2 separate regions of the Homo sapiens genome follow, and region 1 is linked to region 2. A link is a loop called in an ENCODE intact Hi-C map of the cell type or tissue named here. Cell type or tissue: heart left ventricle. All regions are shown on one strand. Links, peaks and the distances in the headings refer to the core of each region. The heading gives the core; the rest is flanking DNA. Region 1 overlaps KDM3B (lysine demethylase 3B). Region 2 has its middle 9.9 kb from the start of CDC23.

The links. A loop is a pair of places that touch in the nucleus more often than their neighbours do. Peaks named below come from ENCODE experiments on the same cell type or tissue, not always from the same donor. Only the 100,000 strongest peaks of a DNase experiment are listed, where the experiment ranks them.
Region 1: it touches region 2 in a loop (1.8-fold over the local background); 9 of 110 quality-filtered maps call a loop at or near these places.

Annotation. Positions count from the first base shown.
Region 1 is chr5:138,391,121-138,394,031 of GRCh38, reverse strand. KDM3B (lysine demethylase 3B) reads right to left here. Exons shown (of 24, transcript NM_016604.4): 8 at 1,771-2,911; 9 at 660-861. Among named protein-coding and RNA genes, the nearest start is that of KDM3B, 40 kb to the right of the region's middle. In heart left ventricle, for the core only: no CTCF peak of the experiment used is centred there; a DNase peak (open chromatin) is centred at 1,781; H3K27ac peaks cover 1,555 bases.
Region 2 is chr5:138,221,724-138,224,634 of GRCh38, reverse strand. No RefSeq gene overlaps it. Among named protein-coding and RNA genes, the nearest start is that of CDC23, 9.9 kb to the right of the region's middle. In heart left ventricle, for the core only: a CTCF peak has its summit at 1,681 (motif pointing left); no DNase peak of the experiment used is centred there.

The DNA.
Region 1 (2,911 bases), core at 247-2,746, 170 kb before region 2:
AATATTCAATGGCCAGAACAAGGGTTGGCACACATTAAATGCTCAATAAACATTTGCTAAGTGAATCCACACCATATTGGTAAACCATTTGGATTTACTTTAAAAATTAAAGATTCTTGAAAGGTCACTCAGAAGAAACTCCCCTTCTAAGTTTATCAAGCAGAAGAAAAGTAACTAAAGAGATATTGTTTGGTAAAAGCAGACGATATTCCCACATTTCCATCAGTTATATCTATTTCAAAGATGCTTCACATTATCTCCAAATCTTACCTCCCCGTCTTTTTAACATGACTCAAGTTACTCTAGCACTGAGGAGGAATAAGCAGTCAGGTAGATCCATAATATGAAATGCAGTCCTTCTGCTTATAATAGTGGTTTCAAATAGAACCAACCCAAGTTAGGAATTACTCAGGGAATAGCACAGAGCTGCAGCTAACACTGCTCAATTTTAATTCTCCAAGGACAAAATCACATGTCATTTTACAATCCAAACAACTAAGTGACTACTATGCCAGAGCCTCTTCACAGACGCTGAGAGCAAAGGAGTTGAGGAAAGCAAAGACCAAGATGATGAAACATGTTTATAGACTCAGAGAAAGAGTGGAAGTTATGTGTCACTAATGAAAACTAGCAAAGGAGGAAAACAGGAGTTTGGGTACCTCCGGAAGTGAAAGAAACGGCAGGCTACAGTAGAATCATCTTGCTCCTGTTCCTTAAACTTCCGGTACCGCTCCAGGCGGCATTCACGACACTTGTGCAGATGAGGTGCCACATTGATGCATGACCCATCCTGCAGGAAGGGCTCTCCAGATTGCTTCAGCTTCTTCACTTTGCTTACATCTTTCAGCACTGACTGGCCAACTGTGGCAAGGGGGAGAGAAGAAAAGTTTGTCATGAGGTGTAAACAGGAACCAATAGCATGATTCTTTTGGGGACAGACATTTGTTCTGACCTGGGTTGCTACTCCTTTCCCTGCTTGGGCATGTACCCATTATGTCCATCCTTGACAGGAAGGGAAAGCAAGGAGCAAAGAAGCTTCCATTGGGAGCTAAGAACCATGCAGAACTTGTGGGAAGTGCCCCACTATGGCAAAACAACTTTGAATATGGATGTGAAAAACATAAGAAGCCAGAATGTAGCCATCACCTGCCTCTAGTCTCTCACGATATGGCTATTCTGTTCATCAGGACCTCTTGAGCTCCCACAACATAGCAATTCCTATTGAGAACAGCTGCTTTTACCATGAGACTTTGTTTTACCCGCTTCTGGACCATAACCTCACACCACACAAGTTAATGGATTTTGATAGAGCTGTTAAAATCCTTATGTAGGTTTCAGAGAGGAGCAAACTGAGGGGTGATTCTCTCTGCTTCATCAAGTCTACAAATGTCTGCTATGTGGGAATGGATACCAGTTCCCAGTAACCCCTCTGAAGTAAAGAGGATGGGCCAAAGTGAAGTAAAAAGGGATGAGACAAATGCAAAGAAATAGTTCCTGACCAAAAATAACTGACCGCCAAGGAAGATCAAGAGTCCTCCTTTGGGGGATTATCATTATTTGGGACAGATACTCCTCCTACAGTGCCGGTTTAGATGCAATCCTGCCCTGAACCAGGCCTGACGAGGGGCCTCTGCCAGGTCCTCTTGGCTCTGTAATTCTATGAGATTACAGAACTCTCCATCAAAGTGAGTGCCTCTGCTGCACAAGAACACGACAGGCATTTGAGCCCAGTGCCAGAGCAAAGCCCAAATATAGCCCCAGCAGGATCACCTTTCAGGGGGGCAGTCCGAGGCCGGCCCTTGGGGGCCTGCTTCCCTTTGCTTTTGCCCAGCAACAGCTCAGCACTGCGCTCCCCATTGGGGCCCAGCTTCCCCATCAGGTGCTCTGGAATTCCCTTCAGGCCTGTCTTAGCCTGCAGCTGCTCCTCAGAGTCACTCAAATCTGACAGGTCACTGTTGGTGCTGGAGTCCGAGTCTTGTCTGCAAGCCAAGCTTCGTTCATCCAGTGAGAACCTTTTCACAGCTTCAAAAGGAGCTTTGTTCTCCTGTGAAAAATCTGCCGGGGAGGACAGAAAGCCGCCTGAGTGCCTGCCAAAGACGTTACTAAAGGTTTTGAGGAGGGGATTGTCCTGCTGCCCAGGCCCCACAGTTGGCCTCTCCTCTGTGGGGCTAGAGGAGAGAGTTGGCATCTCAATGGGCTGAGTGAGGCTGCTGGTGGGCGAGCTGGAGCGGCCATTCCCCATGGCAGAGAGGCTTGGGCCCCCACTGGTAAGAGCTGAGCCCAGAACACCAGATACTAGCTTGGAGGAGTCAGTTGTAATGAAGAGGGGTTTCTTCTTTGCTAAAGATGCCGAATCTGCAGAGGAGTGAGACTCGGGCCAGCTGGGTGCCACCTTGGAGGTGACAGTGGTAGCAGAAGAGGAGCTACCTGATGCCTGAGATGCAAAACTACTGAAAGGGCTGTGTTCAACTTTCTCCACAAATGCCAGGAAAGGATTAGAAGGCTCTTCTCGGGACAATTTGGGGGGCTGTAAAAATAGATTTTCATGATTCTCTGGGGTACGGGCATTTAGGAGGCTCCGTGGGAAGGCTGGAGTGAGGGTGGGCATGGACTCTGCAGGCACTTTCCGGTCCACAGAGCTGCCAGCCTTAGAGCCTGGCTTAGTGTCTGTTCCAAGAACGGATCTGCCTTTACACAGGCCTGAGCTCAGGCTCTCAAGGCTTTGTTTGAATGAGTCCCGACTAGAAGAATCATCAGCCAAACTCTCTGAAACAGTAGTGAAGTAGTTACTGGTAGGTAAAGTTTGGGACATGCATTGAAAAAACAAGTTTTTGGAGAGATCAGTGTCTTTCTGTGCCTCTTGTGCAGAGCTACAGCCAAAAGAGAAGCCCAAAGGTTTGTTCTCTGTGGC
Region 2 (2,911 bases), core at 142-2,641:
TACACAAGGCTGAGAGCCCCCGATGAGCAGAGCTGGCAGTGAGGCCTCCCATTACATCCTAGGGCCATTACCTTGGGGAGATGGAATTGGACAAGCCTGCCTTTCCATTATGCAAAGAAAGGGCTTTTCAAGTAAATTTCCATTTAAGTATGAGCTTAGATCAGTGAAGATGGGGTCATAATAGCTTTGATGGTCATCACAACTATTAAAAATACATTTTTTCCTCGTGCTCAGCCTGCTTTGTCATCTTCATATTGTTCATCCCCAAAAGACTGTAACTCAACCTTTTCCTAGCTTCTAGGAGACAGGTTAATGTCCACAGGTATTTTCAACTCTTTAATTTTTCAACATACATAGTAGATGAAATTTACATGCTTGACACGGCCCATGGATGTATCCAGAATGTGATAAAAAAACAAAAACTAAAAGTCAGTTTGGGAATGGAGGTGGGTGATGGGTTAAGTACAGCACACCGCTCATTGGTCATTGTCTATACTGCTGGGCTCTCTTCTCTTCAGACCATCTGGTGTTGCCTGATTAGGTCCTCAGATACATATAGTTCCCTGCTTAGGTCCTCAGATACATATAGTTCTTAACCTGCTGTCTCTGCTGCCTGAATGCTCTTCCCCTATGCTCTACCGGGCTGACTCTAGGTCTATCTCCAGGTCTTAGCTGGACTAATTTCTTCAAGGAAGCCTCCTCTGATCCACTCCTCTAGCCCTAGACCAGGTTAGGGCCTTGTATTGGTTGTCTATCATTGCATAATAACCCCCAACCATGTATTTGCTCATTTTTCTGCAATTCTGACTGGGTTCAGTCTTGCCTGGGGTCACTTCTGCAGCTGCAGTCAGTTGTCAGGTTGACTGGGTGCTGGCTGTTCCTGCATAGCCTCACTCATCTATCTGAAGCCTCAGCCGGAATGGTGGGAACCACTGGGACAGCTGGAATATCTGGGACAGCTAAGAGGCTAACCTGGTTCCTTCAGGGCAGCAAGAGGGCAAGAGTTAAAGTTGCAAGGTCCCTTGAAACTGAGGCTCAGAAGTCACATAACATCCCTTTCACTGCTTTCTATTGGTTAAAGCAAGTCACAGGGCTAACACAGATTCAAAGGCAGGGACACAGACTCACCGCTTGATGCAAAGTCATATTGTAAAGGGGCACATATCCAGGGATGGAGGACTTATGGCCATCTTTGCCCACAGCCTGGCACAGGCCTCCTATCATAGCTTCTTAAGCTTTTCCTTCACTGCACTTATGGTAACTGTTGTTACATAATTCTTTGTATGATTGTTTATCATCTTTCTCCCCCACTAGAAAAAAATGTCTGAGTGCAGGAATTGACTGTTTCATTCAACAGTCTATTCCCAGAGCTTGGCACATAGTAACAACTAGATAAATTGTAGTTAAATGAATACATGGACAGCACCCACCTCCTTCCTACCCACTGCCACCTCCAACAAATAATTAACCAGCTCAAAATATCAATAATGCCTAAGTCAAGAAACCTTGCTGGGAACTGACTGTTCTTTCAGTTCTCATCGGGCTTAGATTTAGTAAGTTCTTTAGCCTCTCTCTACTTTGGTCTCTGGTGTCTGGTCCCACATCGCTCTTGAGCAAACACCTTTTCCGGTCAAGCCCTTTGAAGAGCGGGGAGGGAGGGAATGGTTCCATCTGTCGGACAAAGCCGGGATCACAGAAGAAAAAGGCAATTGAGTTTTTTCCAGGAAGGACTTTAGGTGAGGATCAGCCTTGACCAGACTACAGCCCCCAAGGAACGCTGGAGAACATTCAGTGGGGCAGCACGCGACTGGATAAAGTTGTTCGCGACGTTGTCATGTGTGACAAACTTGGGAGTGGTATTTAGAAGCTTGAAGTGCTTTCTTTCTTATTCTTTTTTTTTTTTTTTTTTTTTTTTTTGAGACGGAGTCTCGCTCTGTCACCAGGCTAGAGTGCTGTGGTGCGATCTCAGCTCACTGCAACCTCCAACTCCCTGGTTCAAGGGATTCTCCTGCCTCAGCCTCCAGAGTAGCTGGGATTATAGGCATGTGCCACCACGCCCAGCTAATTTTTGTATTTTTAGTGCAGATGGGGTTTCACCATGTTGGCCAGGATGGTCTCGGTTTCCTGATCTCATGATCCACCAGCCTCGGCCTCCCAAAGTGTTGGGATTACAGGCATGAGCCACCACGCCCAGCCCCTTCTTATTCTTTATTATTTTGAGATAGAGTCTCAATCAGTCAGCCAGGCTGGTGTGCAGTGGTGCAATTTCAGCTCACTGCAGCCTTGACCTCTTGGGCTCAAGAGATTCTCCTGCCTCAGCCTTTTGAGTAGCTAGGATTATAGGAGCATGCCACCACACCTGGCTAAGTTTTGTATTTTTTTATAGAGATAGGGTTTTGCCATGTTGTCCAGGCTGGTCATGAACTCTTGAGTTCAAGCAGTCCACCCACCTTGGCCTCCCAAGGTAGGAGTCATGGTGCCTGGCCGACAGTGACTTCTTAATTCTTCATTACATCACTGCCTTTTGATGTATTTATTGTTTTTTATTAAATTTTTTTAATTAAAAAAAATTTTAATCTATTTATTTAGGGACTGGGTTATGAGACTGGCCAATCTTTGTGTTTTTGGTAGAGACAGGGTTTCGCCATGTTGCCCAGGCTGGTCTCAAACTCCTGGGCTCAAGTGATCCACTTGCCTAGACATCCCAAAGTGCTAGGATTACAGGCATGAGCCGTAGTGCCCAGCCTGTATTTATTATTAATAAACCAAAAACAAGGAAGTCACTCTCTCCCTTCTAACTTTTTTTTTTTTTGAGGCAGAGTCTCACCGTATCGCCCAGGCTGGAGTGCAATGGCACAATCTCAGCTCACTGCAACCTCTGCCTCCCGGGTTCAAGCAATTCTTCTGCCTC